Regions from separate parts of the Homo sapiens genome. Here region 2 is linked to region 1. The links are chromatin loops, found by intact Hi-C in ENCODE. Cell type or tissue: dorsolateral prefrontal cortex. All regions are shown on one strand. Links, peaks and the distances in the headings refer to the core of each region. The heading gives the core; the rest is flanking DNA. Region 1 overlaps CECR2 (CECR2 histone acetyl-lysine reader). Region 2 overlaps CECR2 (CECR2 histone acetyl-lysine reader).

Region 1 (10,768 bases), core at 1,593-9,592:
GGGACTGAATATGATCTTGTCTCCTCCCTGCTGGTGCCTTTCCACCATCTGCCCTTGGCTCCCAGGGAGTCTCTAAGACTCCTGCTGCTTAAAGGGATTCTGCCCTTTTTTCCTTTCTGAATATTCTAAGATTAATTCCACAGATAATAAAACTATGTAAAATATTATTACAATTACCAACAAGTTACAGCCAAACAGAATTTTAATAGAGAAATCGCCCAGAGCAACATTATTGACTGTTAAAACTAAAAACGGGAAACTTACCTTTAAAGCACATCAGCTCTAACTGGATGCCCAACATTCTACCTGCCTTGCTTTCCTGGGCATTATGGATTTAAGGATTTGTAGAATGGCTGCTGAGAAGTTTCGTTTGTCCTTTAAGAAAACGAGCTAGAGGGCAGGAAGAGACGCTCAGAAGCAAACAGTACAAAGAAACACACCAGGACATACCACTGGCAGACTGGACAGCAAGTAAATGGAGCCTGATGAAAGAATAGAAAAAGGTTCCACTATTCCAATAGAAGAAAGGGTTTTCTTCCAAGATAAAGTTTAAAAAATAAAACAACTGCAAATGCAAAATGCCATTAACACCTATGACTCATTCAGTCATGAAGCAAAAATGTGAATGATTCTAGGGAAGCCTGTGAATTACTACTATCATCTAGTGATTGGCCAGGCGCGGTGGCTCACTCCTGTAATCCCAGCACTTTGGGAGGCCGAGGAGGGTGGATCATGAGGTCAGGAGTTCAAGACCAGCCTGGCCAAGATGGTGAAACCCCGTCTCTACTAAAAATACAAAAATTAGCCAGGCGGTGGTGGCGGGCGCCTGTAATCCCAGCTACTCGGGAGGCTGAGGCAGAGAACTGCTTGAATCCGGGAGGTGGAGGCTGCAGTGAGCTGAGACCGCACCACTGCACTCCAGCCTGGGCGACAGAGTGAGATTCCATCTCAAAAAACACAAAACAAACAAAAAAACCTGTGGTGTGATCAAAGCTCACTGCAAGCCTTGAACTCCTGGGCTCCAGTGATCCTCCTGCCTCGGCCTCCCTAGTAGCTAGGACTACAAGATGTGCATCAACTACGCCCAACTAATTTAAAAATATATATGTATTTGTAGAAATGGGGGTCTCGCTATGTTGCTCAGGCTGCTCCAGAACTCCTAGCCTCAAGCTATCCTCTCCCATCTTGGCCTCCTGAAGTTCTGGGATTATAGGTGTGAGCCACCACACCTGGCCTGATCTGCATTTTTTAATAAGCTTCCCTCACCATGGATTCCCATGAGCTCCAAAGTGAATAGTGTTAAGGGGACCAAATTCTGAATTTCACACGGAACTCTTCTAGTATGACATGCTCTTGTTTTGCGGTTTTTTCTGTCTTTCCCACCTTGAATCTTCTTCTGAATTCAAAATAGGTAAAGCTGTTGATAATGTAAACAGCTTCCCAACTTTGTATAATTTCAAAGAGACCAGAGTTTGATTCTAGTAGAAGATGGTCAATGAAAATGAAGTCAACAGGTCTGCCACCCGCTTCCTGCAGAGAAATATGTTCAGAACATCCAAATCCTTTCCTTGTGAGAGACAAAAATTGTAAGACAGAGTATGGTGTGTGATATCACCTCCCTATGGAACTTTATTTTATACTTCAACATGTTCCATGAAATTCTTACAAGGTGAGTTATACATCTTAATCACATTTCTGTAAATTCTGTTTCATAAAGGACTTTAGCCAAACAATTATTTATCATCTTTCTTAATCTTGTTTCCATGTAAAATTCTTCAAACCAGAAATAATCTATCAAGACTGGAAAAACAATCTATTCATAGATCCAGGACTGAGACATCTAGATAACTTATTATCCTCTGGCAATATCCTCAAAAAAGAAGGATTCATTCATTCATTCAAGTAACGGGGGGTGGGGTCCACAGAGTAAGACACAGGGAAAGCATTTAACCCCTAGTCAATCTCCCCCGGCTACTTTTTAAAAGAAAGCTTTCATCACGTTAGAATAAATGACGCACTATTCTATACAAATCATGGTGAGTGATTTAAAATTACCATACTACAATACAAATATTATTTGCTAAACTAAAATAAAATTGAAGGGCTCTGTGTTAAGATTATCAGCCTAGTACAGTATCACAGCTGTGCGTTCCATCATATTCCTCCTATATCTGGCAGCAGGAAAGATCTATCTAGGGCCATCCCAGATTCCCAACAACAACCAGTATACTTGCTCCCTCAACACGCATCATTTTAATGTGTTAATAGGCCAGGCATGGTGGCTCACGCCTGTAATCCCAGCACTTTTGAGAAGCCAAGGCAGGCGGATCACCTGAGGTCAGGAGTTCGAGACCAGCCTGGCCAACATGGTGAAACCCCATCTCTATTAAAAATATAAAAATTAGCCGGGCGTGGTGGCATGCACCTGTAATCCCAACTACTCTGGAGGCTGTGGCAGGACAATCACTTGAACCCGGGTTGTGGTAAGCTGAGATCACTCCACTGCACTCCAGTCTGGGTGACAGAGTGAGACTCCATCCCGCCCCCTGCCCCCTGCCCCTCCCCCCCAAAAACAGTGTTAATAAGACCTGACAGTCAGCTGAATACCCATGAAATTAGAAATATAATCATCAACAGATACAAGGCACTACACTTTCTTGAACATTTGGTTACTAAAAAAAAGTCCCAGAAAACACAGGGGATGTCTGTAATGATTGTATAATCATCATGTTGAGAAAGGAGTGGAGGGGTAGGGATCAGAGGGTGGTAGTCAAATTTCTGTTTCTAATAAATCTGTTCGGAGACTTGAAATCAAGTTTTTCTTGTTTTCTTACATCACTTTGCTATATAATGCTATACAACCTTCCCTCTCATTACTTCAAGTCAGATATCAGATCAATAAATCAATAAAAGTCCCAGCTTCACTTCAAGAGACAGGGAATAGACAGTGTGGGATATCATAATAAGTGTAAGGACAGACCTGAATTCCACTCAAATTTTAGTTCCTTAGTTACTAGTGAGACCTACAGAGAGTCATTTCTCTGAGGCACTTTGTCTTTTCCATAAAGTTTTTATGCCATAACAGACAGAGAAAGAGTTCCATTTTTCAATCAACAAGGCAAAAAAGAGGCCAAGTAATTGGGAATGTAATAAAGGTGAGCCTATTTTACAACATCGAGTGGGAGCTAGGAAGCCCTCTGACAAATCTTTAAGCTGATGGAGCCTGAATGACTAATGACTATTTTAGTTTTTCCTTTTAAAAAATGATGTGAATAAATACAGATACCCCCCACAACACACACACACACAGTTTTATATAAATTCAAAAAACAATCATACTATTCATTCTGGGGGTTGTTTGTATACAATTTTCTTTCCTTTTTTTACTCCCTACTTCAGTAACTCCCCTCATATACAAACAAGTATACTTTTTTTGTTTTTTTTTTCAATGTAATCATATTCATATATACATACATGCAGACACATGCATCAATGTATGGGCGTAGGCCTTTTCTAATAGACTGATACTACCCATGCTTGCCTGCACATTTTCTATCTTGTGCAAATCTCTCCAAGTCAAGTGGTATAGTGTAGGTCCATTTCATTCTATTAAAAGGTGGGCTAATACTCCACGGTACGCAGGTAACATCCTATTCAGCCACCCCGCTAATGACGGGCTTTCACTCTGTTCTCCATTTTAGGCCACACAGAACCACGCTGCAATGACATTCCTTGTCCATTGCACGGCAGTTGTTTTGTACCCATTGATTAAAATTCCAGGACTGGCATTACTGGAGCAATGAGAGTACATATATTTATGTATTTTAAATTTTAATAGGTACTACCAGATTGTTTTTCAAAAAGGCTGATCAGTCTAATTTTTTTGTTAGTAAAGTATGAGTATTCCTTTTCCTTTCCAATACAGATATTACTTAATAATTTTTGCCAGTCAGATCTTTTCAGATATTTTTTTTTGTCATTAAGATTTATTCTTTTGTGACTTGAAACCTACTCATATCCTTTGTCCATTGTTCCACTGGGCTGTTTGTATATTATAATATTAACCGTCTGTCATCTGCTTTGCAAATACTTTTTTCTTAAATCTGTTGCTTGTCCATGTTTTTTTATGCCTTAGAACAGGAGGTTAGTAAGCTATGGTCTACCACCCATTAGTATAAATAAAGCTTTACTGAAACACAGCCTTCCTTGCCCATTCATTTTTGTAGTAAATTTGGTAACTGGAACAGAAATTATCTGGCACTCAGAGCCTAAAATATTTAATATCTGACCCTTTACAGAAAAAAAATTGCCAATACTAGCTATACGGAACATCCAAAAAAAAAAAAAAGGGAGTGTTTCTTCTCCCATAGAATTCATGTTCCAAAAGGATTTTTATGTGTCTTATTCACTGCTAGAAAAAATATCTAGCAAGTAGTACACATTAATTTTCAGAATTAATGCTAGGTCTTCTTGCTTTTATATATACATACTTTAAAAAAAATGTGTAGAGATGAGGTCTCACTCTGTTGCCCAGGCTGGTCTCTAAGTCCTGGCCTCAAGTGATCCTCCCAACTTGACCTCCCCCAAAGTGTGGAATTCCATGCATGAGCCACCATGTCCAGCCAAACAGTATTAATATAAGAAAAAAAGAAAACAACTTTTTTTTCTTAGCGATTACAATTTTATTAAGTTTCACTGTGAAAAATCAATAAGAAATAACACACTGAAGTTTTTCAGCTGGAAATCATCCCAATAATGACATACCTTATGACAGGGTTGTTCAATCTTTTGGCTTCCCTGGCCCACACTTGAAGAAGAATTGTTTTGGGCCACACATAAAATATGCTAACACTAATGATACCTGATGAGCTTTAAAAAAAATTGCAAAAAAAAAAAATCTCATAATGTTTTAAGAAAGTTTACGAATTTGTGTTGGCCTCATTCAAAGCCGTCCTGGGCTGCAGGCGGCCTGCGGGCAGGTGGGTTGGACAAGCTTGCCTTATGGGAAAACATTTTGGGCTCATTTTGATGTTAAATTGAGTAAGTTGTTTTAAGAGACTCCATATACAGGAACCAAATCACGGTACTAAGGACAATTTACTCTCATTATAAACTACTTGTCAGTCGACAAGTCTCATCAAAGTGATTAAATATTTTCAACCCAAAACATGTGATGAGAAAGGAAAACATTTTCCCCACTAAACTTCTCAATACTATACAACTTTAGGTTCTGGGCTCAGCTTGTCTACAATAAACACAAGATAAGCCCTGTTCAGGTTGAAAGGGACTCATTTTTGAAATGTTCTGTTTGTAACGCATGTCATCTGGGGCATTTTTGTTGTTACTTTGCTTCCAAGCATAACTTTACAATGCATTATGATACTACTGCATGTAATATTCAGCTTGCTAAAGAAATGCATTTTTAAAACCCCAAATATAATGTACAATTCTTTCAACTTTTCTGTTCATTTGGAAGTTTTCATAATAAAATACTGGGAGGAAATATTCCTAGATCACAGAAAAAAATTTTCATTAACATTAAAGTCTCATTTCTATTACTCCACAAAAGAAACTTTGTCCTTTTAAACTATTAAGTTACAGTGAGTAACATCCATCTTTCAAATTCATGGTCAACATTGGTTAACATTCACACTATACATCCTTGAAGTCGAAGGAAATTTTTCCTTTTATCTTTGTAGACACTATGGAAAACCTTCATCACTCCTGCTAAGAAGCAGTGATGCTCACCTTGCATTTTAAAGTCTGACAAACTTTAAAATTTTTTTTAATCCCTATACTATTTAGAAATTTCTATGGTCAACAGTGTGACACCTTGATAAGTCAAAGCATACATAAAAAGAAGTCATAAAAAAGCAGGAACTCCTACTTACAAAGTATGTCTACAGTAATATACTATGAAAAATCTATTTCAGGTCCTCAGTGATGGTATGGATGGGGAGGTACATAATGAAAAAGAAATATCATATGATCAAAAACATGTCGAGGAAGTGTACGTATGTGAGTTCCAATAAGCTGGAATTTAAATAGAAAGGTTGAAGTCACAGCAAGTAGATGAAAGGCGGCCCCTTTAACATTTGCTCCTGGAGTCCAGCAACTCTCAGCAGTTGGCTGGAGACTAAGCTGGCCGATCCTGTGGAGCTTCAACAAAGGGACGAAACAAACTGAGTCCCCAGGGCCCCCCTCCCGACAACGCGTGAAACAACTTGATAAATGATTGCTCTGTCAGGGGATGAGGAGATGGAGACGTCTGGGAGCAGAGGGGGAATGTATCTAATTTAGGAGGCCAAGGGGGAAGGGGAAGACATGGAAGGCAGAACCGCAGACAGGGGCAAGACCATCTAATGGCACTAACACTCGAGCAGAGAACTAGAAACAAACACCAGACAACCCAACAGCATCTCTGAGAGCTGCAGTCATCAGACTGCAGCAAGAGACTTGTCAGAGGCCAGTTCTCCCCAAGTCACTAGGATTTTAAAAGGAAAGTTTTCACCTTCCACAACCCATTCTCCAGCCTCAAGGCCAAGCTTCAGAAAGTGCTGCTCTCATATTACTTCATTCATTTGGGGATGACATGAAATACAAAATCCTTTTCCCCACCCCCAGTTCCTGCCTAAAGATTGCTGATTCAGGCCTGAAAGCCAGAGGCGCAAGAGCCCAAGGCTTAGCTCACTTAAGGAAACATTAATTACCCTGAAACAAAAATAGGAGTTCACATCTGGGGCTCAACACTTACCTTCTCCTCCGCCCCTTTTTCTAGAGTGTGAGCACCCGCTATTTATACAACCTCTTCCTGACTGAGGACTGATACTGGTCCCGCAGGACTTCCCTGTCTGGGGAGAACTTACTGGTGACAAACTCAGTCAGCATTGCACAGGCATTTCAGAAGTAGGAACAGAGGCAGCTCAACTTGAGAAAAAGGTTGTCAGAATTGGAAGTAGTACAAAAGCAGTTTCCCACAGAGTAGCTGGTTAATTCATAAGGGATACTCTGGCAGCTTAAGCATCTGATGAAAGACCATTAAGGAAGTTTACAAGTCAAAGGTGGGAACAAGCAACCCAAGTCTTTCTTCCGTCACTCCAGTTTCTTATTTTAGGAACTAGAGACAGCTAATGTTGTTGCTATAATAGAAGTGCTGTGTTGTATTATTGTGCATAGAACTTTATTTAAATGTTGAATTAAGCTTGGGCTGTAGTTGGCATAATTTAAGCTAACAGCAAATGGTACATCAAGAAACTAAAGGCCGGGTGCAGTGGCTCACACCTGCAATCCCAGCACTTTGGGAAGCCGAGGCGGGCAGATCACGAGATCAGGAGATCAAGACCATCCTGGCTAACACCGTGAAACCCCGTCTCTACTAAAAATATAAAAAATTAACTGAGCGTGGTGACACGCACCTGTAGTCCCAGCCACCCAGGAGGCTGAGGCAGGAGAATCTCTTGAACTCAGGAGGCGGAGGTTGCAGTGAGCTGAGATGGTGCCACTGCACTCCAGCCTGGGTGACAGAGCGAGACAGACAGAGGGAGGGAGGGAGGAAGGGAAAGAAAGAAGGTAAAGAAAAGAAAAGAAAGAAACTAAAGTTTCAAAAAATTTACCTTTGCTTTGCCCAGCACCCTTGGAGGATGACTGATAATTCATAGCTATGACCCCAAATCTAATTTAGTACAGTGTGTTTCAGAACATCTGATGTATTAATTAATTTGGCCAGAGAGACACTGTATAAGGGATGGGATGACTATGAGAAAAAATCACCGTTTCACTGGATTAAGTTGGATGGTCCTGCTCCTGTTTTTTTTTTTTTTTTTTTTTTTTTTAAGAATTAAAAGAGCTCAAGGGAGTCTATTCTAGACTCCCTAGAATGTGTTTGTGGCCTGTCCAGAATTTTCACTGGACCAAACAAAAATAGAACTTGCTAATTCCCCAGACATCTTTCTTGTCAGGTTACACAGTTCAAAAGGTGCTGAGGGCTTCCTAAACTTAGAGATGAGAGAAGAGGCACTGCACCATGGATCTAACTTTTGTGAATTCTAATCAGCAATTCACAAAAGTGAGATCTTACAATTATAAAACCCGGTCTCCAAATTCTACCTTGCTTTCCGATCTTTCTGCCAAGGTCTGAGTCTTAGAAATATTAGCAAATTCCTGTTCATGGACTGTCAATCTGAAAAGACTGTCAACTAGTCAGTTTCATGGAATGCATAAGAAATTGCAAACTGGTAGCAGGCAGCAACGTTTGTTTTGGTCTGTAGTTTTGTTTTGCTTTTCACTGGTTGTCCAACATTAAAAAAAAAGAAAGAAAGAAAGAAAAAACTTTGGAGGAGCTTACACAAAAATCTGGGTATCTCCCTTTGCTTGAAAAATCAAGTCTGACTGATTCACAGTTCTTCATGACTCAGCTGGCACTAACAGGGGGCTGCCTCTTAGACTGGACATGGATCCTCCAACTCATTAACTGCACATCCGGCCCCATCCCCTCCATTAAGTTACCTGTCTGGCCCTGCAGGCTTCTGAGTTTCGACATTAGCCCTACATCAATGAGGAGCAGGTTAGCTCGTACTTCAACAATACCCCATGTGTGTTCCTTCCTTTCTTTCCATCAGTGCCAGATAATGCTGGCTGCTCTCAAGTCCCCCTTGACTTGACACTATCCTTTCACTGTAACACCCAGGATTCAACAAAATACTCTCTGACTAGGTAAAAAGATGAGACTCACTGCCTTTATTCTGAACAGCAGTAGGTAAAGGTATCCCACACCCAAAATGACCACAAAAGAAAGTGCTCAAGAAAATACACACAAACAGAACATAAAACAAGACAGGAGTGACAGCTTAGCTACGGGGAGCAGCAGGGGGGGTGCGGGCATAAAAAGAGTGGGGGGTTCTAATCCATGGTGGGGGTGAACTTATTTCTAGACTGCTCGGAAAGTGATTAAGGCAGCAGCCTAAAGGGTTAGTGTCCAAAAAGAAAAGTTAGACTACTAACTTAAGTTGCCCGTGAAGAAGGCCTACTGTACTGCCACCATGTAAAGCGGTGAATCCTAAAGCAAGATTCTTGCACTGCCTGCATCAGAGTCTCCAGAATCCGGCCTCAGAAGCTGCATTTCAAATTAAACAATCCAAGGTTCTCAAACACTCAAGTTTGGAAAACAACTAAATTCCACTACAGCTGCCTAGAAGGATGGGTCTGGACTCAGAGCATGACCTCTCCTGGATCCTTCCTCGCCTTCGTTCAAGCTGACTTAACGTGAGTGGCCTTTCCTCTGTGTTCCCACTCACCTTGACAGAACAATAGTCACACCATGCTTTAACTGTTCATTCTCCCAAGAGAAGCAAAAGGCCTCTTCATTTTTTTTTACCCTCATGGACAGAAAAAGTGGCCTGACACAGAGTAAGTAAGTGAAATACGTTATTTCACTCTGTGCCTTACTTTAAAACACTGGGGGAAAAGGTCTGACTAAATGATCTCTAGTGACCTTAGTTATATTCTAGCAACTGTTTTATGCCCAGGGAACTATTTCTTAACCTATTTTTCATTACCGCCCTTTTAAGGAATCTTTTTAGATTCGCTCCCCATTGTCCCCAAACCATGAAATTTTAGTATGACAGAAACAGGTTGTGTATTGCAAAAACCATCATAATAGCTAAGCTTTCTTCATCACCTCCCCCTAAAAGAACCAATTTTCAGCAATAGCTCCTCCTTGATAATGCATTCAACTGTATTTGGATATTCACAGTAACACTGTGAAGATAGGAGGCCACGTACAGTGACTCATGCCTGTAATTCCAGTACTTTGGGAGGGCGAGGTGGGTGGATCGCTTGAGTTCCAAAGTTCAAGACCACCCCTGGGGAACACAGAAAAACCCTGTCTCTACAAAGAACACAAAAATTAGCCGGGCATGGCAGTGCGCACCTGTAGTCCCACCTACTTGGGAGGCTGAGGTGGGAGGACTACTTGAGCCCAGGAGGTCAAGGCTGCAGTGAGCAGTGATCGAGGCACTGTACTCCAGCCTGGGCAACAGAGCCAGAGTCTGTTTAAAGAACAACAATAAGGAAGACAAAAACAATGTGATGACAGGGGAGAATGTAACTCTAAAATGTTAATTTTAACTTCTTTGAGCAAATCAACACATGGTTTGAGTTGACATGTGTTACTGACAACCTTTAAAATACCTTTATCAGTTCTACACATAAACTTTCCCCAAACTGGGTATTATATTAACAGCATTCCTTTAAAATCTACACACTATTATTGAGACAGACTACATGTGAAAAGTGTTTCTAAAGATTTTTTAAATACAGCAATATGAGGCCTTCACACACATACTGACTTTAACCAGAAAGTGATATTGTTCGTATCAGTTCAAAGAATTAACTCTCCAGTTTGCCAACGATATAAGCGATAAAGGATTCCACCCAAAAATCAGTGCAGTACTTAGGCAACCAGAAATGTAACACACGAGGTGGGGATGTAGCTCGGTGATAAGAGTGCATGCTTAGAAATGTACCAGGAAAAACACCATACAGAATGTGTTATATTTATGGGTAACAATAAAGCATCTGACTGTCATCAATACTGACATGAACAAGTCTCTGTTAAAGCCACACTCAGACAGATAGAGCTGGGTGAGCTGGCTCACACCTGTAATCACAGGGTGAGGTGGGAGGATCACAGTGAGACCCTGCCTATACAAAAATAAAAATTAGCAGGGCATGGTGGCGCCTACAGTCCTAGGTACTCAGGAGGCTGAGG
Region 2 (10,768 bases), core at 1,887-9,886, 48 kb before region 1:
TACTGAATTGAGATAAATATTCTGGTTCTAGTAGTAAAGCAACAAGTAAAAGATTCTGTATGAATACTTGATAAAGCATTTATTCTCGAAGCTTATAAAAAGACCAGGCCAAAATAATTAAAATAACAGTTCTTCTTCTCTAGGGCTGTAGAATAGCTACTATATCCCACATACTAAAATCAACATGACAGCCAAGATAAGTTAAAATCATGGTTATTTCAAATTAAAGGAAAATATGGTTAAGGCAGAATCTGCAAAACATCTTTGCCTAGAGAAACATGTACATAATACAGATTTTTACATGTGTTTATGAATGTTTATGTTGGGTAACCAAGAAAGTGAATAAACCCCAAATGTATCTTTAAAATGATAAAGGCTATTTTTTTAATGGAACCTAAATACTGTACAGATGAAGTGAGAAGTCTCAAGTATCATGTATAAGGCATGAAGAGGTACAATAAAAATTCTGAATAGCTCTGGATAAAATTTAAGGATATATATTGTTTGCCCTACGACTGCTAAACACCCACCCCCCCACACACACACACACAGAATAAGAAGCCAATAGTGGAAATAAAGTGATACACTTAAAACAAATTCATGTGCCTAAAAGAAAGCATTAAAGGACCAACAAAGGAACAAAAAGCAGAAGGCAGCAGAGAAGTTTCTCAACCTTAGCCACTTGGGAAATGCAAGTCAAAACCATAATGAGGTACCACCTCATGTCCACTATAATGGAGGACGTCAAAAAACACACAGTAACAAGTGCTGACCAGGATGCAGAGACACGGAATCCTCACACACGGCCGGTGGGAAGGCTAAGTGTGCAGCTGCTGTGGAAGTTTCGCCAAGTTGCACTGAACTACCAACCCAGCCACTCCAACTCCTAGGTGTACACCCCAGAGAAAAGGAAAACACATCCACACAAAGACTTGCGCACAAATGTTCAAAGCGGCAGAATTCCTAACAGCCAAAAGCTAAAATCTGCGTACATACCCATGAACTGAAGGATTAAGTGTGTATCCACACAATGAAGTATTATTTTACCATAAAAATGAATGAAGTACTGATTCATGCTACAACATGGTTAAAACTTGAAAAATAACTCTAAGTGAAAAAAGCCAGATACAAAAGGACACTTCCCATATGGCTCCAGTTATAAGATGGGCCTACAACACTCAAACCTGTGGAGACAGTAAGAATAGTGACGCTGGGAAGTGGGTGGGAGGAAACAGGGAATGATTGCTAATGGTACAAAGTGTCTTCTGTAGGGTAATAGAAGTATTCTGCAATTAGATAGTGGTGATGGTTGCACAATTTTGTTAATACATAAAAACCAATGAATTGTACACTTTAAAAAAACACAAGGAGGCCTGGCATGGTGGCTCATGCCTGTAATCCTAGCACTTTGGGAGGCTGAGGTGGACAGATCATGAAGTCAGGAGTTTGAGACCAGCCTGGCCAATATGGTGAAACCCTGTCTCTACTAAAAATAAAAAATAAAAATAAAAAAAAAATTAGCCGGGCGTGGTGGCATGCACCTGTAATCCCAGCTACTCGGGAGGCTGATGCAGGAGAATTGCTTGCACTCAGGAGGCGGAGGTTGCAGTGAGCTGAGATCACACCACTGCACTCCAGCCTGGGTGACAGAGCAAGACGCCATCTCAAAAAATAAATAAATAAAAATACAAAGATTAAAAGGATAGAAAATGATCTACCAGGCACAGTAAGCATGAGAAAGCTGAGGATTAATATGAGACAAAGCAGATGTGGAGACAGAGTGTCACATAAGAAGAAATGGAACAACTTCCCAGGACTATATAACAAAGCTACCGCTACACATCCAATAACAGGACACCACAACCCATGAGACAAAATGGGCACAACTAATGGGAGAAATAGATCCACAATCAGAGAGATTTTAATACTGGCTTCTCATTAATAGACCAAACACACACACACACACACACAAAAAAAAAACAGTAAGGAACAGATCTCAACAGTATTACCACTAACATACTAAATCACGAATTTAAATAATACACTTTTGGGTCACAGAAGAAATAAAGGAGAGCATGTTTTAAACAATAATATAAACATCAAAATTCGCAGGATGCAGCCAACTATGGGTTAGAAGGAAATTTACAAGTTTTTTAGGGAAAATTTATAGCTTTAAATGCCTGTTTTTTGAAAAAAGGCTCAAAAACAGTACTCCAAAGAAGCAAAAAAAAAAAAAGAGCAAGCTAAAGCCAAAGTAAACAGAGGAAATAAAAAAGAGAAATCAATAAAATAAAAAAGCAAAGAGTAAAGAAAATTAATAATATAAAACAGTTCCTTAGTAAACATTTAAAAAGTTGATAAGGCCTGGAATGGCTGCTCACGCCTGTAATTCCAGCACTTTGGGAGGCTGAGGCTGGAGGACAACTTGAGGCCATGAGTTCAAGACCAGCCTGGGCAATATATCAAGACCTGTCTCTACAACAAATATGCTTTAAATAAGCAGGGTGTGATGGAGCATACCTATAGTCCCAGCTACTCAGGAGGCTGAAGCCGGAGGACTGTTTGAGCCCAGGAGGTCGAGGCTGCAGTGGGCTATGATCACAGCACTGCACTCCAGCCTGGGTAACAGAGTGGGAACCCTGTCTCAAAAAAGTCAATAAATAAATTAAATAAGCATCCCTAATTTAAAAGAAATAAGTAAAACACTTGGCCAAATATTTCACCAAAAAAGACATATACAAATTTATGGTAAGCACATGAATAACCACTCCACATTACTAGTCATCGGGGAAATGCAAATTAAACCCACAATGAGCTGCCACTTTCAACACAATAGGATTAGTAAAATTAAAAACAGCAGATGTTGGCAAAGATAGGAAGTAACTAGGCCGGGCGAGGTGGCTCATGCCTGTAATCCCAGTACTTTGGGAGGCCGAGGCGGGTGATCACCTGAGGTCAGGAGTTCAAGACCAGCTTGATTAACATGGTGAAACCCCGTCTCTACTAAATACAAAAAATTAGCTGGCGCATGCCTGTAATCCCAGCTACTTGGGAGGCTGAGGCAGGAGAATCACTTGAGGTGGAGGTTGCAGTGAGCAGAGATAGCACCATTGCACTCCAGCCTGGGCAAAAAGAGCAAAACTCTTGTCTCAAACAAATAAATAAGTAAATAAAAATTTAAAAAGATATGAAGCAACTGGACTGTTCAGATATTGCTGGTGGAAACGTAAATGTTGCAAGTGTTTGGAAAATAATTTCACAGTTTAAGTCAAACATACTTTTACCATGTGACCCGCCAGCAATTCCCAAGAGAAATGAAATTAAGTGCACACAAGCATTTGTATGCAAATGTTCACAGCAGCTTCATTCATAATAGGCTCCAACTGGAAGCAACCTAAGTGCTCATCCCAAGAACAGATTCAATAAATTGTGATATATTTTTCACTAGATACAATTTAGTCCCCCACCCCCCTCAAAGGAATAAACCACTGATACAAACAATGGCATGGGTGAATATCATACAGGCACTATGTGAATGAAAGAAGCTGATGTGAGTTCATTTCACACTGTGTGATCCCATTCATACAGTTCTAGAACAGGTTAGGCTCCAACTATAGTGATAAAAATGTCGTCAGTGGTTGCCAGGTGTACAATGTAGGTATGGGGAAGACTGACTACAAAGGAAACTTTCTGGGAAGACAGAAATGTCTATTTTCTTCAGTAGGATAGTGACTATGTGGTGCCCTCATTTGTTACAAAACACTGGCCTATGTTAAAAAAGACACGATGAACGTACTTAACAGAAGTATTGTCATTTCCAAAAAGATGACAGATATTTCTGTAAAGAGAACCCAAAACACTAAATGTTTGTTTATAAGGGATCTAAATTAGGGAATCTATTACGCAATGCTAGATCCATAATTAAAAATTAAATGAGGCCGGGTGCGGTGGCTCACGCCTGTAATCCCAGCACTTTGGGAGGCCAAGGGGGGGCAGATCACCTGAGGTCAGGAGTTTGAGACCAGCCTGGTCAACATGGTGAAACGCTGTCTCTACTAAAAATACAAAAATTAGCCGGGCATGATGGTGGGTGCCTTAATCCCAGCTACTTGGGAGGCAGAGGCAGAAGAATCATTTGAACCCAGGAGGTGGAGGTTGCAGTGAGTCGAGATCAGGCCATTGCACTCAAACCTGGGGGACAAGAGCGAGACTTCTCTCAAAATAAATAAATAAATAAATAAATAAATACATGAAAAATTGAATATACAATGTTGATGAATTACCGTTTAAGAGTGTAAGCCACAGGACAGTGGGTGAAGACCATACTGAAGCACAAATCAGTCTGCGTTCTATAAAGAGCACTCTACTAAAGATGTACGGACAAAAGGAAAAACATTTTAGCAGTAAGTATTATCATCATGAGTATTTAATGAAAAAAATTTTTTTGAGACACCCAGGCTTGTGCATGGCGCGATCTCGGCTCACTGCAAGCTCTGCCTCCCGGGTTCACACCACTCTCCTGCCTCAGTAGCTGGGACTACAGGCGCTCGCTACCAAACCCGGCTGATTTTTTATATTTTTTAAGTACAGACGGGGTTTCACCGCGTTAGCCAGGATGGTCTCTATCTCCTGACCTAGTGATCCACCCGCCTCGGCCTCCCAAAGTGCTGGGATTACAGGCATGAGCCACCGCGCCCAACCAATGAAAAATATTTTTACGCTGCTTAAACCGTAGCTCAAAACACAGTTTGATTCAATCGTAGCTTTACTTTGACAGTGAAGAGCAAATCAGAAGTTCCTATTTTCCACCCAGTGCTCAATTTGCCAGGTTACTTCCCAGTGGAAAACAAAAGTGCTGAAAGAGCCACTAGTTAAATTCCTAAAGTATTTTTATTGATACAGGACCATAAAACCCACTGACCAGATTTGCAATTCCAGGGAGAATATAGAAGAAAAAGTATGTAGTGTTGCAAAGAACGTGTTAGCATCAAATCAAAACTCTGCTTAAGTTTTATATTGAAAGAGAAAGGCAAAGAATTGTCAAAAATGAAGAATCCACATTTCACCATCGAGCTGAAAAACAGAAAGTGAGCAATGCCTTAGATTAGTGACCTTCCAGCGAAGTCCTGGACCAGCAGCGTGCAGCATCAGCACCACCCAGAACTTGCACAGCATGCAGGTTCCCAGGCCCCAGCCCAAGCCTACGGAATGAAACGCTGGTGAGGCCCAGCGATTTGTGTTGTAACCACCCTTAGGTGATTGTGTGGTAAGGCTGGAGAATCACCACTCGCGCTTATTCATACCTTCTGTCTTCTCCCTGCTCACCAGGTATGATAACTTTCCTGAATTGCGATAAGCTTTCACTTGATCTTCTTCGTAAGTTTTCCATATATATGTATCCTTATTTGGTTCTCCTTGCCTTACACTTAATAAGTCACTGGTGTGTATGCTTCTGTGACTTGCATTATTTGCCTAACATTCTTTCTAATGGCCTAGTTTTTCCTGGGGAGAATGCACAGCTGTAGTAAGGCTTGCCCTCAGCTCCTCAAGGCCACCCGCGTTCCCAGCCATGTGGGCTTTCCCAGTGGCTGACGCTTCATCCAAGCCGCAAGGGGCGTCCCCAGAGTGTGACAGTGAACACTAGCATGTGACTGACACGCCCCCAGTGGCGTGTCACATACAGGCACACAGGGTTCCACAGCATCACGGGGGCCTCCTCGGAGTCCAGCCCCACGCCTTACACCCAGGAAAATACCACTTTATACCACTTTATTTTGGCAACAAAATGAACAAATTCCTGAAAAAATCATTTGAATTGAGACTTTATTCTCGATGTCTCTCAGGCTTATACCAGTTTTGTTTTGCCTTCGCTTCCTCAGGTAAAAAAATAAACTGTACTTGATGATGAGGTTCCTTTTACGTCTAAGTTGTTGACTATGAACTGCAGATCAATCTAGGATTTAAAAACCCTTTTAGATGGGCACGGTGGTGCCTGCCTGTCATCTCAGCTACTTAGGAGGCTGAGGTGAGAAGATGGCTTGAGCCCAGGAGTTGGAGGCTGCAGTCAGCTATGACTGCGCCACAGCACTCAAGACTGCGCTGAAGAGTGAGATCTCGTCTTCAAAACAAAAACAGAACAAACAAAACCCACGTTTTAAAGCAGAGGTCCACAGAAATAACTGATTTCTACTGAAATCATATAGATACTGCAGATATTTCCAAATAGCACTTATGCTCACTGAGATCTGAAGACAGTAATTTTGGGAAATTAGCTCTGCTGTTAGATGAATACAACACTAACTATATCAAAAATTTCATTCTTCAATACTTTACTTTCTTTTCTTTTTTGGAGACAGGGTCTCACTCTGCTACCCAGGCTGGAGTGCAGTGGCACCATCTCCACTGCAACCTCCGCCTCCTGGGCTCCACTGATTCTCCTGCCTCAGCCTCCCGAGTACCTGGGACTACAGGTGTGCGCCACTGTACCCCACTAATTTTTGTATAATACTTTTTGTAGAGCCGGGGTTTCACCATGTTGCCCAGGCTGGTCTCGAACTCCTGAGTTCATGTGAGCGGCCTGCCTCGGCCTCCCAAGAGTGTTGAGATTACAGGCGTGAGCCACCACGCCCGGCCAATACTTCACTACTTTTCAGTATAATTGGGTTCGGGTGTAATCTTATGATTTCAAAACATTATTTTTAGATGGGGTTCACAGGCTTCCTTAGTATGTCAAAGAGTTAAAAATCCTGTTTTCAAGGAAAACTGTTTTACTTAACACTTTTCTCCTGTACTTCTCATTGACAGCACGGGGCTGCAGTTAGGAGTCGGAGGTCTAGGAAACAGATCTGTACTGTCTCAATTACCAGCTGTGTAACCTTGGGCAATTTATTTAACTTCTCTGTGCCTCAAATTCCTCATCCCTGATGGAAGGATGGGAGAGGACTTTCTATTAGAGGGCTGTCGGAAGGATTAAATGAGTGTTCTTGAGAAGCAGTTGGCAGCGTCCAGGACATAGGACATGCTGGCCAGTATCATTTCCATGAGTAGACAGTGTTATGCTGTCCTGTAAGTGCAAAAACCTCAGGTTGGAGAGTACGGTTGAAAGGAAATGTGGCTTCTATATTTCAATTTTAAAGATTAGATTGAGTCAGTGGAACTGGAATAGTTAACTAGCTTCCTAAATACAGGAGTCGGAAAATTATAGCCCGAGGGCCAAATCTGGCCTGATGTCCTTTTTTGTTGAGACACACTTTCGCTCTGTCGCAGAGGCTGGAGTGCTGTGGCATGATCTCGGCTCACTGCAACCTCTGCCTTCCAGGTTCAAGCAATTCTCATGCCTCAGCCTACAGAGTAGCTGGGACTACAGGCGTGTGCCAATACACCCGGCTAATTTTTGAATTTTTAGTAGAGACGTGGTCTCGAACTCCTGACCTCAAGTGATCCGCCCACCTTGGCCTCCCAAAGTGCTGGGATTACAGGCTTGAGACGTTGCGCCAGACCTCCTTTAAAAACAAAACAAAACAAACAAACAAACAAAAAACAGTCTATAATAATGGTTTTTATATTTTTTAATGGTGGGGAAAAAAAATTAAAAAAAACAACAACAGAAAAACAGTCTTTCCTGGCAGGTGAAAATGATACAAAAGTCAAACCTCAGTGATTAGAAAGTTCTAATAAGACACAGTCACTATTGGTTTTTCTGTATTGCCTATGGCTGCTTTCATAGTGACAGAGCTGATTACCTGCAACACAGAGCCTAAAATACAAGGTGGGTGTGCACCTGTAACACTAGTTCCTCAGGATCAGGAGGCTGAGGCAGGAAGATTGCTTGAATCTAGAAGTTTGAGGCTGCAATGGGTTAGGATTGGTCGAATGCACTCCAGCCTGGGGAACAGAGTGAGACTCTGTTGCAAGTGAGGGCCTAAAATAGCCACGCATTGCTTAACATAAAGGATATGTTCTAAGAAAGGCATGGTTAGGTGATTCTGTTGCTGTGGAAACATCATAGTGTATTTACATAAACCTAGATGGTAGAGCCTACTACACACCTAGACTATATGGCATAGCCCACTGCTCCTAGGCTACAAACCTATACTGCACCTGACTGTACTGAATACTGTAAGCCACTGTAATGGAATGTTAAGGATTTGTGGATCCAGACACATCTAAACATAGAAAAGGTATAGTAAGGACATGGTACAAAAGATTTTTAAAATGGTGTATCTGTATAAAGCACTTGTCATGAGTGCAGCTTGCAGAACTAAAGTTGCTCTGGGTGAATCAGTAACTGAGTAGTAAATGAATGTGAAGGCTTGGCACATGACTGTACATCACTGTAAACTTTCTAAATGCTGTAAACTTAGGCTATACTATGTTTATTTTAAAAAAAACCTTTCCTTCAATAATAAATTTAGCTTACTATGACATTTAAAAATTCACAAACTTTTAACTTTTTGATTCTTTTGTAATAACAGCCTAAAACACTTTTTAGAGCTATACAAAAATATTTTTTTCTTTTTTTTTCTGCTCTGTAGCCACAGCTAGAGTGCAGTAGGGACCGTAGCTCACTGCAGCCTCCAACTCCTGATCCTCCCACCTCAACCTCCCTAGTAGCTTAGACTACATGCATGCACCACCATGTCCAGATAATTATTTTAATTTTTTTAGTAGAGACAGGGGTCTTGCTATATTGCCCAGCTAATTCATTTATTTTTATTTTTTAGTAGAGACGGAGTCTTGCTATGTTGCCCAGGCTGGTCTCGAACTCCTGGCCTCAAACCGTCCTCTCACCTCATCCTCCCAGAGTGCTGGGATTACAGGCATGAGCCACTGTGTGGCGGCCTTCTTTATATCCTTATTCTATAAGCTGTTTTCTATTGTTGAAATTTTTTGTTTTTTACATTTGATCTGTTTTGTTCAAAAGGAAGACAAAAACACACACATCGGCCTAGGCCGACACAGGGTCAGGATCATCAATATTACTGTCTTCCACCTCGACATCTTGTCCCACTGGAACGTCTTCAAGGCAGTAACATGCACGGTGCTGTCATCTCCTGTAACAATGCCTTCTTCTGGAATCTCTTCTGAAGGACCGCCTGAGGCTGTTGTATATTATAGTTAACTTTTTAAAAATAACTAGGCTGGGCGCGGTGGCTCACGCCTGTAATCCCAGCACTTTGGGAGGCCAAGGTGGGAGGATCACGAGGTCAGGAGATCGAGACCATCCTGGCTAATGCGGTGAAACTCCGTCTCTACTAAAAATACAAAAAAAGTAGCAAGGTGTGGTGGTGGGCACCTGTAGTCCCAGCTGCTGGGGAGGCTGAGGCAGGACACCGTCTCAAAAAAAAAAAAAAAAAAGGAGTTCAAAACCATCATGGCCAACATGATGAAACCCTACCTCTACCCCAAAATAAAGAAATTAGATGGGCCTGGTGGTGCACGCCTGGAGTCCCAGCTACTTGGGAGGCTGAAGTGGGAAGATCGTTTGAGACCAGGAGGTGGAGATTGCAGGGAGCCAAGACTGCACCACTGCACTCCAGCCTGGGTGCCAGAGTGAGACCCCGTGTCAAAAAAACTAAACAAAACTAGAAGGAATACACTCTAAAATAATGATTTAAAGTACGGCACAGTAAATACAGAAACCAGTAAGAGTTGTTTACTATCAACTATTATGTAGTGTACATGACGGTATATGCTATGTCTTGTCTCGCTCTGTCGCCCAGGCTGGAGTACGGTGGCATGATCTTGGCTCACTGCAAGCTCTGCCTCCTGGGTTCACGCCATTCTCCTGCCTCAGCCTCCCGAGTAGCTGGGACTACAGGCACCTGCCACCACGCCCGGCTAATTTTTTGTATTTTTAGTAGAGACGGGGTTTCACCATGTTAGCCAGGATGGTCTCGATCTTCTGACCTTGTGATCCACCTGCCTCAGCCTCCCAAAGTGCTGGGATTGCAGGCGTGAGTCACCATGCCACGCCCTTTTTTTTTTTTTTTTTTTTTTTTTTGGAGACAGAGTCTCGATCTGTCACCCAGGCTGGAGAGCAGTGGCGTGATCTCGGCTTCCTGCAAGCTCCGCCTCCCAGGTTCATGCCATTCTCCTGCCTCAGTCTCCCGAGTAGCTGGGACTACAGGTGCCGCCACCACGCCCGGCTACTTTTTTGTATCTTTAGTAGAGATGGGGTTTCACTGTGTTAGCCAGGATGGTCTTGATCTCCTGACCTGGTGATCCGCCCGCCTCGGCCTCCCAAAGTGCTAGGATTACAGGCGTGAGCCACCACGCCTGGCCTGTAAGTGCTAGGTCTTTATATGACTGGTAGCGCACTAGGTTTGTTTACACCAGCATCACCATAACCACATGAGTAATGCATGTGCAAGCATGTTACAAGGGCAATAATATCTCTAGGGGATAAAAATTTTTGTGTCTATCACAACCTCGTGTGACCACTGTCGTACATGAGGTCTGCCACTGAACAAAATGACAGTATGTGATGCATGCCTGTATTGACTATCTGGCCCTTTACAAAAAACATTTGCTGGCCCCTGTTCTAAAACATGCAAACCACAACGGAAAAGGATACAGACACTTGGTTGAGTCAAAATCTGTTTTCTGCTGAGCCTTTGGAGGAACTAGGCATAGTGTTTCATGATGATTACTCTCACTCATCATTTCGTTTAATCCTCATAATAACTTTACTGAATATTGTCACTAATTCCATTTTATAGATGAGGCGAATTATGCACAACTAAATGAAGTTACTTTTTTTTTTTTT

The links. Hi-C counts contacts between places; a loop is a spot of excess contacts. Peaks named below come from ENCODE experiments on the same cell type or tissue, not always from the same donor. Only the 100,000 strongest peaks of a DNase experiment are listed, where the experiment ranks them.
Region 2: it touches region 1 in a loop (3-fold over the local background); 12 of 110 quality-filtered maps call a loop at or near these places.

The regions. Positions count from the first base shown.
Region 1 is chr22:17,432,749-17,443,516 of GRCh38, reverse strand. All of the region lies in intron 1 of CECR2 (CECR2 histone acetyl-lysine reader), which reads right to left. Among named protein-coding and RNA genes, the nearest start is that of CECR2, 69 kb to the right of the region's middle. RefSeq lists an enhancer at 7,391-7,951 and a silencer at 10,447-10,647. In dorsolateral prefrontal cortex, for the core only: no CTCF peak of the experiment used is centred there; DNase peaks (open chromatin) are centred at 6,176 and 6,756; H3K4me3 peaks cover 1,632 bases; H3K27ac peaks cover 4,556 bases; H3K27me3 peaks cover 411 bases.
Region 2 is chr22:17,481,351-17,492,118 of GRCh38, reverse strand. All of the region lies in intron 2 of CECR2 (CECR2 histone acetyl-lysine reader), which reads right to left. Among named protein-coding and RNA genes, the nearest start is that of SLC25A18, 77 kb to the left of the region's middle. In dorsolateral prefrontal cortex, for the core only: a CTCF peak has its summit at 5,700; a DNase peak (open chromatin) is centred at 5,658.